Linked DNA regions of Homo sapiens: region 1 is linked to region 2. Evidence: chromatin loops called from intact Hi-C (ENCODE). Cell type or tissue: heart right ventricle. All regions are shown on one strand.

Region 1 (8,000 bases), 730 kb before region 2:
CAGTTGCAACAGTGATGATAATGGCAACACTAACTAGCTGTAGCAGGTAGGGTGTATGGCTTGGCAGAACGTCTGTGTAATTATTAGCAAACCACCACTGTGTTGATTGAATAGGTGTAAGATTCTCCCATCTTGCTCTGCTCATGCTTGCAGCCCACATTTCCTGTCTCAGAACCTGTATGTGCATATCGCTGGTTGATGAACCCCATCTGGCTCTGCAGTTTGACTATTCCTGCAGTTTTCACTTTTCTCCTTTCTAGTCATCCTTTTTTTCCATGCTGTTGGTCTGTCTTCATGAAGTTTCATCTTGCTCTTTTTTTTTTTGAGATGGAGTCTCGCTCTGTGGTCCAGGCTGGAGTGCAGTGGCACAATCTCGGGTTACTGCAACCTCCGCCTCCTGGGTTCACGCCATTCTCCTGCCTCAGCCTCCCGAGTAGCTGGGATTACAGGCAACCACCACCACGCCCAGCTAATTTTTGTATTTTTAGTAGAGATGGGGTTTTGCCATGTTGGCCAGGCTGGTTTCCAACTCCTGACCTCAGGTGATCCACCCACCTCAGCCTCCCAAAGTGCTGGGATTATAGGCGTGAGCCACCATGCCCAGCCAATTGCTTAAAACTTTTAAAACTTTAAGTGAATAGAATCTAGAAATGCATACCAGTCTTCCAAAGAATCACTAATAGTTGTTATATATCAGTGTCCAAATCTTAATCATAAATGATGTGATCAGTGAGTGATTCTTGAACATTCATTGCTGAGGGTGGTCATAGCACTTCACACTCCACCATCCTTGGGAAGGCAGCAGAAGCATCATTGGTGCAGATGCAGGTATTGTAACTGCTATTCCATAGACAGATGGAAGTGGCATGCAGGAGAGGCAATAACCCTCCCACAGTCCTCACCACATGCCCCTCTCCTCCGCCTTGGGAGCTTTCCAAGCATGATAGTGGTTGGGCCTCACAATAACCTCTGAGAAAGCTGTTAGCATCAGGAAGTCAGAGAGGCCATCCGAATACACCCTTCTGACCTCCCCCCTCTTTACCTCAGGGCATAATGTGAAGTTTCTTCAACAGGACCCTCCCCATGAATGTTTGTAGGGCTCATGACTCAATCAATGAATGGATGGCAAATCCACTCATGTCATCGAGACATGAACACTTGGAAACTGAGGGAAATGTAGCTTCCTGTGAGAGTAGCAGGATGGTGATGTGGTGATGCCAGGATGAAGGGAATCATGGTGTCTAGAGGCTGGGCAATTTGACCCTTCCCAGACCCTGAGGACATGGGGTCTCCGAAGCAGATGCCCAAGTAAATCTACTCCAATATGGGAAGATGAAAGTAAAAATTCTATTCATAATTATTTTGTTTAAGAATAAAAGCTTGAGTTACATAAATATGTGATAAATAAATGGACAGTAGAATATGTGTGTGCATATGTATGCATATTTGTAATTTTTTTTTTTGAGACAGAGTTTTCCTCTGTCACCCAGGCTGGAGTGCAATGGCACAATCTCAGTTCACTGCAACCTCCACCTCCCGGGTTCAAGCAATTCTCCTGACTCAGCCTCCCAGGTAGCTGGGATTACAGGTGCCTGCCAACCATGCCTAGCTAATTTTTTTTGTATTTTTAGTAGAGACAGGGTTTCACCATGTTGGCCAGGCTGGTCTCGAACTCCTGAGCTCCAGCAATCTGCCCACCTCGGCCTCCCAAAGTGCTGGGCGTGAGTCACTACACCCGGCCGCATATTTGTAATTTAAAATAAACATACGTAGATGAGGGTACACCTGCCCCAACATTTTTCATCATAGAGAAGCATGGTCAGAATAGTTTGAAGACTACCAGCTAAGGTAGTGACAGCAAATCCAATTCACATCAGGGAGGTGGTAAGGCACAGGCCTGAGGAAGCCTCGATGCTCACGGACTGCCCTGCAGCAGGGTGGGATAAAAGTGTCACTCCAGAAAAGAAAGGAGGAAAAGTATCTCTCTGAGAACCCAAACTTCATAATCCAATTGTGAAACTAGTGTAGATTTTTAGTCAACAGAAATGTAATCCCTGTGTGCTGTAGGCATCTCTGACACCCAGAACTGATAGTGGCCAAACACCGTTAATAATCACTGGGCACCATTTACGGAGGTAACCTCCACCTTTAGAACTGCCACACCTGGGCCGGGCGCGGTGGCTCAAACCTGTAATCCCAGCACTTTGGGAGGCCTAGGCAGGTGGATTGCCTGAGCTCAGGAGTTTGAGACCAACCCGGGCAACATGGTGAAACCCATCTCTACTAAAAAATACAAAAAATTTGCCGGGTGCGGTGGCGCGCGGCTGTAGTCCCAGCTACTCAAGAGGCTGAGGCAGGAGAATTGCTTGAATCCGGGAGGCGGAGGTTGCAGTGAGCCGAGATGGTGCCACTGCACTCCAGCCTGGGTGACAGAGTGAGATTCCGTCTCAAATAAATAAATAATAAATAAATAAAACAAATAAATGCCACACCTGATTGTCACCACCACCTTATGTTCTACATTGTACCTCAATTTTACAGAAGAGGAATCAGGCTCAGAGAAGCTAAAGAAGCGGCCTGAGTCCCAGCTAGCAAACAGCAAAGCCATGATTTGGACAGAAGCCTGTGTGACTCCAAAACCCACGCTCTTTTCACTGTGATGCACGGCTAATACTGAGCTGAGTGATGGGAAAGGAGCTCTCTCTGTGGATTTCCAGGATACCTTCAAAGATCAGGTTGCTCTGTTTGCAGACGCAACTTTGCAAGGACAAGCTGTGTCTTCACTCACACTAGCTCGGCACAGGTTCTGAGCACCTTTTGCAATGGAAGTTATTTAACATGATCACAACAAAATGAAGATATTGAAAACCTGGATGTGAATTCTGAAACCAAGAAATTATCCCATGTTCTCCAAGACCTTGCACCCCTTGTGGCCATGCTAGGCACATGGACCCAAACCTTCAGAGAGGCTGTTGTCAAAAGACGAGATGTTGGCCAGGCGCGGTGGCTCACGCCTGTAATCCCTGCACTCTGGGAGGCTGAGGCGGGTGGATCACCTGAGGTCAGGAGTTTGAGACCAGCCTGACCAACATGGTGAAACCCCGTCTCTACTAAAAAATACAAAAATTAACCGGCCGGCGTGGTAGCAGGCGCTTGTAATCCCAGCTACTTGGGAGGCTGAGGCAGGAGAATCGCTTGAACCCAGGAGATGGAGGCTGCGAAGGCTTCAGTGAGCCGAGATTGTGCCACTGCTCTCCAGCCTGGGTGACAGAGCGAGACTCCGTCTCAAAAAAAAAAAAAAAAAAAGAGACTTGTTGTTTACCAAACTCACCCACAAACAGGAATGCACATGCCGTGCCCTCTTGTCAAATGTCAGTTATTAATAAACGCTTTCCCTTTTGTGTTAGAGAAGAAATAGCTCCTTCTCAAAGAATATGAATTTCTCTGTTACATGAAAATAGATGATCAGTTCTAAAAATTCATAACCCTGGTGGTGAGTTTGTTTTGAGAGTTTAATGATTATTTTTTATTTCCTTTCCTATAGTTGTTCACCTTTTCCTTGTCTTCTGAGATGAAATTATATCCAACACAAATTGCTAACTTTCACCTAGTATTCACAGGGTTAGTAACTGGAAATGGCAGGAGTTTGGGTATAGGAAAGAAATGAGTAAAATAGAAGGGGAGGAAAATCTCAGCTTTTTAAAACTGTGTTTTTAAATTTATTTTTAATCGACAAATATAAATTGTTTATATTTATCGTGTACAATGTAATGTTTTGAAATATGTGTACCTTGTGGACTGGCTAAATCGAGCTAATTATGCATTATCTCACACACCATTTTTGCAATGAGAAGACTTAAAATCTACTCTCCTAGCAACTTTTAAGGATATAATATCTTGTTATTAACTCTAGTTACCTCGTTGTACAATAGCTCTCTTGAACTCATTCTTCCTGCACAGCCAGCCCATTGTAAGCACCAAGCTGGCAGCCGGCTCCTTTGAGAGGGCTCCTGCTTGCCTTGTGTGACACTATCGGCTGCGGCCAGCAGGGGGCGGCTTCTCCTTGTTTGAGAGAGAGCCTCGCTTGGGCTGCTGTGTGCTGAGATGAAACGCGCCTGACCAGGGACCCGCCCCCAGAACTGGCAAGGAAGCTCCTCTCAGCCTTTGCCTCTGCAGAGAGGGCCAGGAAGGGCTGGTGGAGAAACGAACGCCTCGCACGTCCTCGGTGCACATGCGTTTATTCATTATTCAGTACTTGGGGGGGCACTCACTGAGGGTTGGACGTAGAGCCGGGGTGAGGACGGCAGAGAGGAGTGAGACCCGTCCCTGCTCTTAAGGGGCTCCATGTTGGGTGGGGGCAGAGGTCCAGGCCATAGCGACGGGGACCCGGAGGCAGGACCGAGAGCCCAGAGAGTTGGTGGCGCTGCCGTCCCTGCACTGGGTGGGCCGTGCTGGGAGAAGGTCCCGGGGATCACTCCTCCTAGGCCGCCGGGGCAGTCTCTCCAGCCACCCTCTTTCCCCAGAGCCAGCGGGCTGGGGTTCTTGGTTTAGACTCTCTTCTCTCCTGTCCTGGAGGACCAGCCATTTGACGCCCTTGTCCACTGGGAGGATGTTTTCCATGATTCCACTTCTTCCCTTCCTCGGCCACCTAAGGCAGGCCGGCTTATGCGTGACTGTCAACCGAGGCAGGCCACAGCGCTGTGGGCAGGCGGTTTTGCACGTATCCTTAGTGACCCTGAAGGCCCAGCCTCTGCTGGCTGCCTGAGCCGAGGGTTTTACTTCTTTTCATTTAATCACTTTATTGGTCCTTGCCGGGAGGGAGCCCATGGGTCCTGGTAAAAGTGCATCTCCCTGTGGTTCTGGGGCTGATCCTCCTTCTGGAGCAGAAGACAGAGCTCAGTGAGGACCGCCTGTGCTGCCTGCCTGGGACGCCCCAGCCGCAGGGCCGCGCAGGCGTGTTTCTTTGAGAGCCCTCCCCTGGAAGCTCCCTTTCACTCCACCCTGTTGATAAGGCCCAGGACAAAAAGCAAGCAACCGCTGGAAACACACCTGCTGGAAACACGCCTCCAGTGCCAGCCCAGGAGGTGGTGGCCCTGTCCTGACGCCCCGTCTAGCCACCGGGCCAGAGCTGGGAGCCCCATAGTGGAGTCTGTGTCCGGCAGGTGTCTCTGGACAGCTGAGGTTCTTGTAACCAAAGAGGTTCGTTTACCTCCTTAGATCACCCAGGGACAAGTGATGTGTTTTGTGGCCTCGGATCGTTCCGTGCTGTCTCTGGTGGGTTATTTATTCAATGTTCTAGGTTGACTTGTCTGCTTTTAAAAAAAATAAAACAAAATAAAAGGAAGAGTAGGAGAAAATAAGAAATTCCAGGGTTGTTATGAAGCCAGAAATCTAAAAATAACTTCGGTAAAGACTCAGTTGTGGCTTCTCTTTATTTTGAAAGAGCAACAGCTAATGACCAAAACAGGCTAGCTTTGTCCTGGCCGGTGACAGGCCACTGGACAGTGACTGCATTGTAACCAGGGACACACGGCCTCCCGACAGACAACACTCCTGCCAGATGGGGCAGCTCGTTCAGTGAGTGACTCCTTCCGTCAGCAGGGGCAAGGGGCAGGGGCCCTAGGTCCTGCCAGCTCTGTGGCTTCCAGGGTTCCTCTGGGGGCCTCAGCTTCATCCATGTGAGCAGAGACGAACAACAGGGGAAAGGTCACCCACAGAGGATTTAAAGCAGTGGCCATAAAGACATCCACTGATCTCCAGAAAGCCAGGCACTGCGCCCTCTGCCACCATCTTCAGATCTCATAATAGTGGAGAAATATTTTGTGGCCCTTCTGGCTACCATGCACTGTGCTAATGGCTTTGTTTTTATCACTTTATTGAATTGTCACAACTCTGTAAGACACCCCACTTTACAGCCAAGAAGACAGAGGCTCTAAGAGGTGAAGTAACTTTCGGAGCTTTGCAAAGCTAGCAAGTTGCAGAACCTGGCTCTAAACCCAGATTTAACTGTCATCCAAACCCCTGCTCTAGCCAAACCCCTGCCCTAGCCTTAACTGCTATGCTGTGCTGGTTTGGCTGTAAAACCATGATTCAGTGAAAACAAATATGAGCCTGACAGAGCAGAAAGAAAGTCCTAATGTGGAGGGTTACAAAGCCTTAGGGCAGCTCCTGAGAAAGACACAAAGCCATCTCTTATGAGCTTATTCAGTCCTCTGCAAAAAGAAAGGTCCTGGACAACGTGTTCCCTGCCAGCAACTCCACCCCCTAACAGATGTTTAATTGAACACCTACTATATGCCAGGAACAGCGGGGTATAAGACCAAGCCCTCACTCTAATGAATTTGAGCCCTAGGAGGAGAGAAGCAGCAAGTCAACTACACGCAAGTGAGTGATTAAAGGAGGAAGATAAATCCAGTGGGTGAGAAATGTGGTCAAAACAGGGCAACATGGAAAAGAAAGCTGACCTGGGGAGGCAGCGCTGGTGTGGGTGGTGCAGGGCAGGCAACCAGCCTGGGGAAGCCGTGTGAAGCCAAATCTGCATTGATTGTTGAACACCCATTAGCAAGGAGAGCTCTCCAACCATTGCGGGGGCAGCTCCTTCCAGCCAAGGGCCCAGCTTCAGTCTCAGGTGGGAACAGGCTGGAATCTGGTGAGGAATGTGACCCCATGCGTGTTTTCAGGAGGTCACGCTGGCTGCTGGCTGTAGAATGGGCCAGAGAGGGGCAGCGAGGAAACCAAACCAATGAGCCACTGGACATCAGTGATCCAGGCAAGAAGGGATGTGGCCTGCCCCCAGGGACAGTGTGAGAGAAAATGCCCTGCACGGCTCAAGCCCCCATAGACAGAGACTTCAACTCCACTCCCGGGAAAACCTTGGGAAAGGGCCACTTCCAGCCCAAGGGGGAGACAGACACCCCGCACTGCTGCACTCTCAGCTGGGTTCTCAGGCCCTCGCTCTCCTCCTTCCCATGGTGGCTCTAACCTTGGGGGACAGGGCAGTGGGGGACTGTGCTGGAGCCCCGGGGTGGCTGGGGTGACTGAGGGTGTCATCTGCCTGAGCTGGCCCTAGCCTGCTCTCCACCTGGTCTCAGCCATCCTGCTGATGCATGGCCTCCTTCTGCCTAACATCTGCATTAGCGGGAGCAAGAAGACAATATATGTAAGAACGATCTTGGAAGAGCAGCCAGCACATACCTGCCAACTGATTCTGGTTGTAGGGGACGAAGGATGAAGGGGTGAAGGATGCCTGTGAGGTTTGGGGCCTAAATAAGCAGATGCCTGGATGGCCATTTACTGAGACAAGGAAGATGGGCGGACACTGGTTTGCAGGGAAGTCCAAGAGTTCTTTCCATCCAGGGCTGACCTCCAAGTGCAGATGTGTAGTGGGCAGCTGGAGGAAGAACCCCAGGCAGGTGCCCAGGCCTCCTGCTGTCCACCCCAGAGGCCGCCAACCCTCCTTCCTTCCCTGTCTCCTTCTCCATTCCCACCCTGAGCCCCGTCCCCACCCTCAACTCACCGTCTCTCCCACTGTGACAAGAGTTACACAAGGACTGGAGGCAGCTTTGAAACTGTTTCCTCTCATGAACTTAATTTAAAAGTAATTAATTTTTTTAAAAGCCACTGGCTCAGTTATAGAGAGACCCACTGGATTCAGGAGAGGGTGAGCCTGGCGCCAGCCAGCTGTGTGGCAAGGCATCTTCTCCCTGGCGCTCCCATCTGGTGCCTCCAGCCTTAACGAAGTGGCAGTGATGCCAGATGGTGTTAATTCACACACTTACAGTGGATCAGGCCCTCCACTCCATGCATGTTATCTTATCCTCCCAGCGACCCTGGGGGGTAAGTAAATACTGTTATCCCCATTTTTCAGATGAGATAACTGAGGCTTGGAGGTTTTCATGAAAAACTAACCCAAGATCTTACAGATAACAAGTGATAGAGATGAGACTACAATCCACGTCTGTTGCCTCTGGCACCCTGTGCTCCAACCTCACAATCCACAG
Region 2 (8,000 bases):
CCAGTGGAAAAGATAACCTAAAAGGTCGTAGTTATATTGCCCTGCAGGGTAATAACTTGCTTTGTAGCTAACTTAGCAAACCTGTTTCAATATTCCTTTCCTGAGAAAGCATGTAAGTGTCTGTTCCACAAATAGTCTTTGGGCAGTTTTACCTCCCTGTTGGTTCCCTCATTCGTGAGTGAAATCCGTCTTTATCAGGTGCTCAGTATATATTTGTATGAGTCATGCTTCTAATTATGTAAAACTCATACTTGGACAGAGGTGGGCAGAAGACATTAAATAAGTATGGTTAGCACCTATTTACACTGGACCCAACACCTGGACTTATTTTTTTTTTTAATTTTCAATTTTTGTGGGTACAAAGTAGGTGTATCTATAGAGTACCTGAGATATTTTGATACAGACATGCAATGCATTATAATCACATCAGGGTAAATGGGGTATTCATTACCTCAAGCATTTATCCTTTCTGTTACAAACAATCCAATTATACTCTTCTAGTTACTTTTAAATGTATTAAATTATTATTGACTATAGTCACCTTGTTGTGCTATAAATACTTGGTTTTATTCATCCTTTTTTTTTTTTTTTTTTTTTGAGATGGAGTCTCACTCTGTCACCCAGGTTGGAGTGCAGTGGCATGATCTTGGCTCACTACAATCTCCACCCTCCTAGGCTCAAGCAATCCTCCCACCTCAAGCTCACAAGTAGCTGGGACCACAGGCACATGCCACCATGCCCGGCTAATTTTTTTTTTGTATTTTTGGTAGAGACGGGGTTTTGCCATGTTACCCAGGCTGGTCTTGAACTCCTGAGCTCAAGTCATACACCTGCCTCGGCCTCCCAATGTGCTGGGATTACAGGCATGAGCCACCGCATCCCACCTTATTCATTCTTTCTAACTACTTTTTGTACCCATTAACCATCCTCACCTGCCACCCCCCAACCCCTCCCCCTTCCCAACCTCTTGTAACCATCCTTTTACTCCCTATCTCCATGAGTTCAAGACCTAGACTTTGGGCTCTGAGAAAACTTGGAAAAACCTAAATGCGGTCATTGTGTTCATGGATCTACTGGACTCATGAGTAAAAAAAGTAAGAGTTAATAAATTGTCTACTCAGCAAAGTGTCTCATTGCTACAGACACACTGTTTCCCACTCAGCAACAGTTGGGGGCTATTGGTGTCCATCTCCCGATACAAGTTTATATATCTAAAAAGAATCTCCGTCATCTCTGCTCCTTTTGCATACTTTGCTATTGTCAGTGTCAGTGAGGCATTTTCCTCTCTACCCACCAGGCTTGCAGTCTCAATGTGCCTTCCTCTTCCTCTCCTTCCTCGGCCAGTTGCTCACTAAGTTCTGTCAATGCTTTCTTCAGCCATTCTTTGGGAACCTCCCCTTTCTCTCTGTCCCGTGGTCCCCCCACCCAGGTGCTGGGATCTGTAGCATCCTCTTCCCTCTCCAGTGGGTCCCACATGTTATTGTCAGATTAATCTTCCTCATAAAAATGATGCTTCCCCATGTCACTGCCCTGTTTAAATCCTTGGGCACTTCTGCAGTTGTTACCCAGACTCATTTCCAGGCTTCCAAAAGCTTTCTACGGGAAAAGCCAAGTGAGGTGCTGGTCATAGTTCCTCCTTCTCGGAATCCTCAGAATGTCTCTCCCCGTGCAGGCCTCCCCCAACGGGAGGCTCTGAGTATAGCTTGCCAAGCCGAGAGACCCACTAATAAATTGAGTAGACAACGAGTGGGTGCTTGATTCACGGGCAGCCGGCACGCGCGGCCGGACATAAAGAGCTGCCCAACAGGAGCAGCCAGGCCTGGCTGGAAGCCACGGAGACAAGCTGATCCTCTCCTGGGAGTCTAACTCCAGACAGGAGCCGCAGAGGAGAGTCAGCGTGGGGTTGAGGGCTGGTCACCCAATCCGGAGCACTGGTGGCAGCCACAGACGAGGGCACCGCCAGAGTGACATCGTGTTCTGAATGCTCTCTTGGTGCAGTAATTGCGTCTTTTATTTTCTATATTCTGATGCTTTGACATCTGGGCCTTGCTGGCCGTGGAGGGACTGTCCCTCCCAGGGTTACCAATTATTCCAAAGATAGAAAACAACTTGCAACCCCCTACAATGTGCTTTTCAAATGCAAACCAACCCCTCCACAGCCCCACCCCAGCCACCTCTTCACCTGCCCCAATCACTCCTTCCGCAGGGCCAAGTCTCTAACTAAGGACAGCCCATATACCCCAGAGCCCACTAAAACCAGCCTACCCTGAGCCTGCCTGCTCTGCCTTGCCCACACCTTCCAGCATGCGCCACAATAAGGGCCCCCGCCCACAGGTCCAGCCTCTCTGGCGACCTCCCGACTCGCTCTGGAGCTCCCCTGTGTGCCCCCTCCCCACGTGGCACAGCATGTCCTCTCCTCTTGGAAACCGTGAGTAACAAGCTATCTTTTTACTGGCAGTTGTCTCCTATCTGTTTGCCTTACCATACCTCAAATTTTTAATTAATTTACGAAGTTTTAAAATACTCAGCTCCCACATTACATTCCCGTCTCCCTGGAGTTTGGCAATGTGGCTGCCCCTGCGTTTTTAGACGCAGGGCTGTGTGCTCTTCCTGCCTCATTCCTGCATCTCAGAGTCAATCCCCTTCACTTCAGGTACATCAGGTGTCTCTGTTCCTTGCAGTCTAAAAAAAGCCAACTTCAGGAATTCCCCATCTTACCCTTATCTACTGCCACCTATTCTACTACGCTTCTCAGACTCTCCGCTTCAACCATGTAAGCCATCTTTTCATTCTTGTGTGTTCCCGTTCTCCATTATCTTGCTAATATAAGCTCTTCGAGGAATGCCCTCCCTCCTTTCCTTTGCCAGGTAAATCTACTCTTCCTTCAAGACCTGACTTGTGTTTCATCTCTCCCGTGGTGGCTTCCATGACTCTGCTTCCCTGGGTGGCTTCTCTGTGCCTGTCTCTCAACACCTGCATCACCTACTCCCGGGACACTACAGGCAGCCTACGCCACCTTACATTATTCAGTATTCACTTCTCAATATTCAGGAAATGTCTTTCCCTAAGGCTTTATGTTCTCTTGGTTCAGGGACCAAAGTTTTGATTTTGTGGGATGACAGGATGCATTTGATACCAAATACATCCCTCCACATCTTCCTTCTCATTGAATTGCTGTATAAAATTCCCACTTCCCAGAACAGTTGTTGCCTATGGACCCAGGGCCTGGCCTAGAGGGGAAGCCAGGTCTCTGCTCACCTCTAGTCTAGGCTTTTCCCGTTTGGGAGGTGAGGTTGGCCTGCCCCCAGCTTTCCTGAATGGAGAGCGTGCATTCATTTCCTAATATGCCACGATCCTTGGGAAGATTTCTTTTGCTTTAGTTTGCTGTCAGGCCTGGAAGGGAAGGTGAAGTGGGGAGTCAGTGAGGAGGGGGCTGGGCCACCTGGTGGGATGTTGGGAACTATTTTCTGTGCAGAGGCCAAGGCTGGGGCTGGGGGTGGGACACATGGAAATCAAACATGTACTTCACAGTTTGGTCCTGGGCTGACCTGTTTATAATAAAAACATTTGGTTTGACTTCCACAGACTCCAAGCCATGACGTCAATGTTGATGCATTTCAGGCCACATTCCTTTTAGTCTCCGGAGAAGTTCTTTACAAAAAGCATGAAAGGTGGAATCAAATAGTTCCTGGGATCATCTCCAGTCTGAGACATCACATTTGCACTTTAAGCAAATGATTCAGATACTAAAATTCAAGCCCTAAATATGCCTTTTCAACTACAAACTAATTATTTGTGTCTAAATCAATGGACGGTGTCTCTTTAAATGTTCCCTTCATTCCTCATGCATGCTATAATCAGCAGATGGCCCTACCTTCCCCCACCACCCCCTTTTAAACAGACCCTTCTAATAGCTAATATCCTGCAGTGACCAAAGCCATTAGAAGGATTAAGCCATTACTATCCTGTCCAGCAAACACACAATGCTCACGGGGATTGCCTTTTTTTTTTATTTTTTGGTTGTTGTTTTTATGGATGAATCAGGGCCCAATGGTAGGCTGAAAATCAAAACAGGGAGGGCAAAGGGTTATAGTCATTCTTTTCAAGGACACCTCCCAAACAGCCTCAGGATTTGAGATTCCTTTGTTAGAATGACGGCAGATGTCAGCCTTGTGGCTAGTGCAAGCTCCGAAAGGACACAGTACGCAGACCTCTGTCCCTCGTTTCCTTAATATCTAATACTCATCCTTTCCAGAGCACCACTGTGGCTGTCTCGTTGCTCTGCCTGTCCACACAGGCCTGTTTGTGCTGTAACAGACAAGCAACCAGCAGCCCAGCCCAAAGCCACGTTGCAGGGCCCAGGACTGCTCTGAGACACTGCCACCCAGTGGCGCTTCTGAAGCATAACAGCACACAGAAAGGGAGCAGGGAACCCAGTTTTATAAGCATGGAGGGGGTAGGGGGTGCAAAAGCTGGCCTAGAATCGTGAGGCCGAGCTGCAGAAAAGCATGCTCCATGGCACGGAGGCAGGTAGCTAGTTTGGAGATGGCTAAATAGGGCAAGTGACAAAAAACACGAAGAAAGGCAGCTGGAATATAAAGAGAGGAATAAAGAAATGTAATGACATGGAAAGCGTGAGCAGTCTTTTCTAAATGGAAGAAATACGCACTTTCTCTAAGTGAGAGCTGGAGCGAGATGACCGAAAGATGAGTCAATGGAGCCCTTTTTTGGAGTTGGCCTCAGTTTGGATTACTCAGTATCTCACATGTCTGGGTTCTTAAGGATCCTTGAGCTTTGCTGACTTTGGGGAAGTCACTGTATTTCAGTTTTGTGACCCGAAGGGGCTGAGCTGAACCTCTAAACAGCTTCCCTGAGCCCTAACAGTGAGTATGTAATTAAATACCTGAGACGTTGAGTGAACAAGAAATGCAGAAATACAGAAAATGCAGGCTGTGAGCAATCCTTAAATCTTGTGTTTGACTTCAAAGTGCTGTAAGGGAGAACCTGAAAAATACATCCACTTACACCTTTGGTGGTTCAGGACTTGCCAGGAGAGTGCATGGAAGGGACCCCCATCCCACAGCGCATGGGTGACTCTACCCGCCATCTAACCTCCCTGAATCTCAGCAGCCAAGGCCAGTGCACTGAGATCTGCACCTCCAGCACTTTCAGTGTAGGGCGAGACAGGTTTAGAAGGAATTGGGCTTCTCTAAGATTGAAGCTAAACCAGAAGCTAATGGGTTAGTAATTTAATAGGTCTCCCTTTTCGGCAATATTTTCATTTTAAAAAGAAAACTTCTGTTAGAGGGCAAGTAATTCCAAAGAAATTAGATTCTGCTGGTTGAAACGTTAAGAATCCAGGCAGGCGGTGAGGGAAATTCGTTTCCCGGCTTCTCCAATCTAATCTGATAGTGCCCGTCTTGCCTCAGTCGTTAATACTTCTTGGGAAAAAGCATATGTGATCACTCTTTTAAAAACTGTTAGAATCACTTTCCTATCCAAGGTCTGAAAGAAGATTTGGGCTTAGGCTCCATTTGAAGAAATCCAGGTTGTATTTCCCCCAGCATTTAGGGTTTGATGGTTTCTGCTTATCTAAAGTGCTCACATTGCAAATATGAGCAGCAGGGCTGGGGATTTAAATTCTGTCTTGATGGGAATTTGAACTGAAATGCTCTGCCCACTGCCACTTTATAAGCTGGGAATCATCAAGCTAGCTACAAATACCTCGAGGGGTCCTTGCAGTTGCTCAACATAAATCAGCAAAATGACAGGCAATTGACTTTGAAGACAGCGCTCACATGGCTGAGTGGCTGGAGCTGCTGGAAGCAGATGAGGGCATTTTCCTGTAAACATGATTGTGATTAGCACCAGAGTAAATAGCGAATCGGGCTCTATCTGTCAGACTCCAGCCTGCTCTGGATTTTTCATTAGGTAGAAATCAACATGTGACTCAGTGCAGCAAAGTTGGCAATTATAAGAAATAAGTTTCTATTTCAACACCTGGTGAATACTTCTGATTTTCCTAGAAGGTAAGCAAGAAGGAAAGTTGATTTTGCCATGTTTTCATGTAGGGATAAAATAGGAGTGTGGGAATCAGTCCTTTCACTGCAAGAGCAATTCAGCTTCTAGTCCGTGCTCTGATGCTATCTAACAAAATGTCTGGCATAGCTCAGATTTTGGCTAAGTGGAAAGGTGCACGTTTGAAAGGTTGACCCTACCAGTGTCATCTGAGGTCACTAATTCATATGCCTAAAGAGCCCAGGAAGGTAACATCAGTAGGTAAGCTGGCTGGAGGGGCTGAGGCCAAGTGGAGTGTGCCGGCCCTGTCCAAGGAGGCAGGCTGACCCTGCTCCAGCATGGACTGTGGCCAACTGGGGCAGAAAGGCTTGGGTTGTCATATCAACTGGTTTTTCAAAAGAAGCCAGAATTTGGGATTTTCATGTAAAACACTGGGAGTTCCAAATCAAACATGTCTACAAACCCAAAAGCATCTAGCCTGTTTGCAACCTAGTATTGGGCTACCTTCATGTTGGATTCCTCCAAACTCATTCTAGCTACATCAGGTCTCTAAGCCATTTCAAAGGATTTCCAGAGAGAGCTTGCATAGACTCCCTTAGCAAGGAAATGAAAAATCTATCAGCTCTCCAGATCTAGAAGGTTTTTTTTAAAAATTCTAATTTAGATCTTTCATGCTGCAACATAAACCACTTCTTTTTATTCTCAATCAATGGAAATGAATCAATGGAAATGATAATCATAACTCACACGGGAATTTTAAACTCAGTTGGCACTGAACAGAAGGAAACCTCTTAAATGATCCGGAGCTCTGTTCTCTCAAAGGTAGCTTGTGCTATAGAGGAGTGAGAGCAGTCGTAACTCTGGTGGGCCTGGTTCAGGTCACCACCTGCTTTGAACCTCAGTTTTCTCCTTATAAAATGGGTTTTCTCCACCTCGTGGGCCCTGTACTGTGAAGAGTGGGTACTGGCTGACTGCAGGAAGATGTTTGTCTCCTCTGGGGTCAGCTCATCTGGCTGGGAATCTCAACACCACCACTTACTCCGTGTGTGACTTTGGGCAAATTTCTTACCCTTTCTAAACCTGGGTGTCCTCATTTCATTTTTTTTTTTCTAAGACAGGGTCTTGCTCTGTCACCCAGGCTGGAGTGCAGTGGTGTGATCACAGCTCACTGCAGTCTTGAACTGTTGGGCTCAAGTGATCCTCCCACCTCAGCCTCTCAAGTAGCTGGGACCACAGGCACATGCCACCACACCTGGCTCATTTTTGAATGTTTTAGGACATGTAGCCCAGGCTGGTCTTGAACTCCTGGGCTCAAGTGATCCTCTTCCCTTGGCCTCCCAAAGTGCTGGGATTACAGGTGTGAGTCACTATGCCCAGCCTGAGTGTCTTTGTGTGTATTTGGTGGGGGTGGGGGGAAAAGTGTCACTCTGTTGCCCAGGCTGGAGTGCAGTGGCGCAATCTCCGCTTACTGCAGCCTCTGCCTCCTGGGTTCAGGGGACTGTCCTGCCTCAGCCTCCAGAGTAGCTGGAATTATAGGTATGCACCATCACGCCTGGCTAATTTTTGTATTTTTGGTAGAGATGGGGTTTCACCATGTTGGTCAGGCTGGGTCTCAAACTCCTGACCTCAAATGATCTGCCCGCCTCAGCCTCCCAAATTGCTGGGCTTACAGGTGTAAGCCACTGTGCCCAGACTGGGTGTCTTCATTTTTAAGGCAGAGGTAAAATAGTGCTTTCTCCATAGCATTGTGGAGAGGAGTAAATGGAAAGCTCTGAGTCAAAAGCTTGGCTCAGACCCCAGCCCTCAGAGGGGCTGGAAGGACTGGGCACAGTGGTGATGATGAGGAGGGAGGAGTCTAGGATGATCCCAGGTTTCTGGGTGACTGGGTGGATGAGGGAGCATTAATAAAGACAGATGATACCAGAGAAAGAACTGGGCTGGGAGACAGGTAATTTCTTCAGTTCAGTTCCTACTGAGTTGAA

What was found. A loop is a pair of places that touch in the nucleus more often than their neighbours do. Peaks named below come from ENCODE experiments on the same cell type or tissue, not always from the same donor. Only the 100,000 strongest peaks of a DNase experiment are listed, where the experiment ranks them.
Region 1: a loop joins it to region 2, with 5 times the contacts of the local background. A loop is called at or near these places in 35 of 110 quality-filtered maps.

Annotation. Positions count from the first base shown.
Region 1 is chr13:30,128,681-30,136,680 of GRCh38, forward strand. No RefSeq gene overlaps it. Among named protein-coding and RNA genes, the nearest start is that of LINC00384, 20 kb to the right of the region's middle. In heart right ventricle, CTCF peaks have their summits at 4,037 (motif pointing right) and 4,236; a DNase peak (open chromatin) is centred at 4,061; H3K27ac peaks cover 339 bases.
Region 2 is chr13:30,861,151-30,869,150 of GRCh38, forward strand. No RefSeq gene overlaps it. Among named protein-coding and RNA genes, the nearest start is that of LINC00545, 17 kb to the right of the region's middle. RefSeq lists enhancers at 1,277-2,227, 2,228-3,176. In heart right ventricle, CTCF peaks have their summits at 4,388 (motif pointing left) and 4,592; DNase peaks (open chromatin) are centred at 1,773 and 4,331; H3K27ac peaks cover 2,612 bases.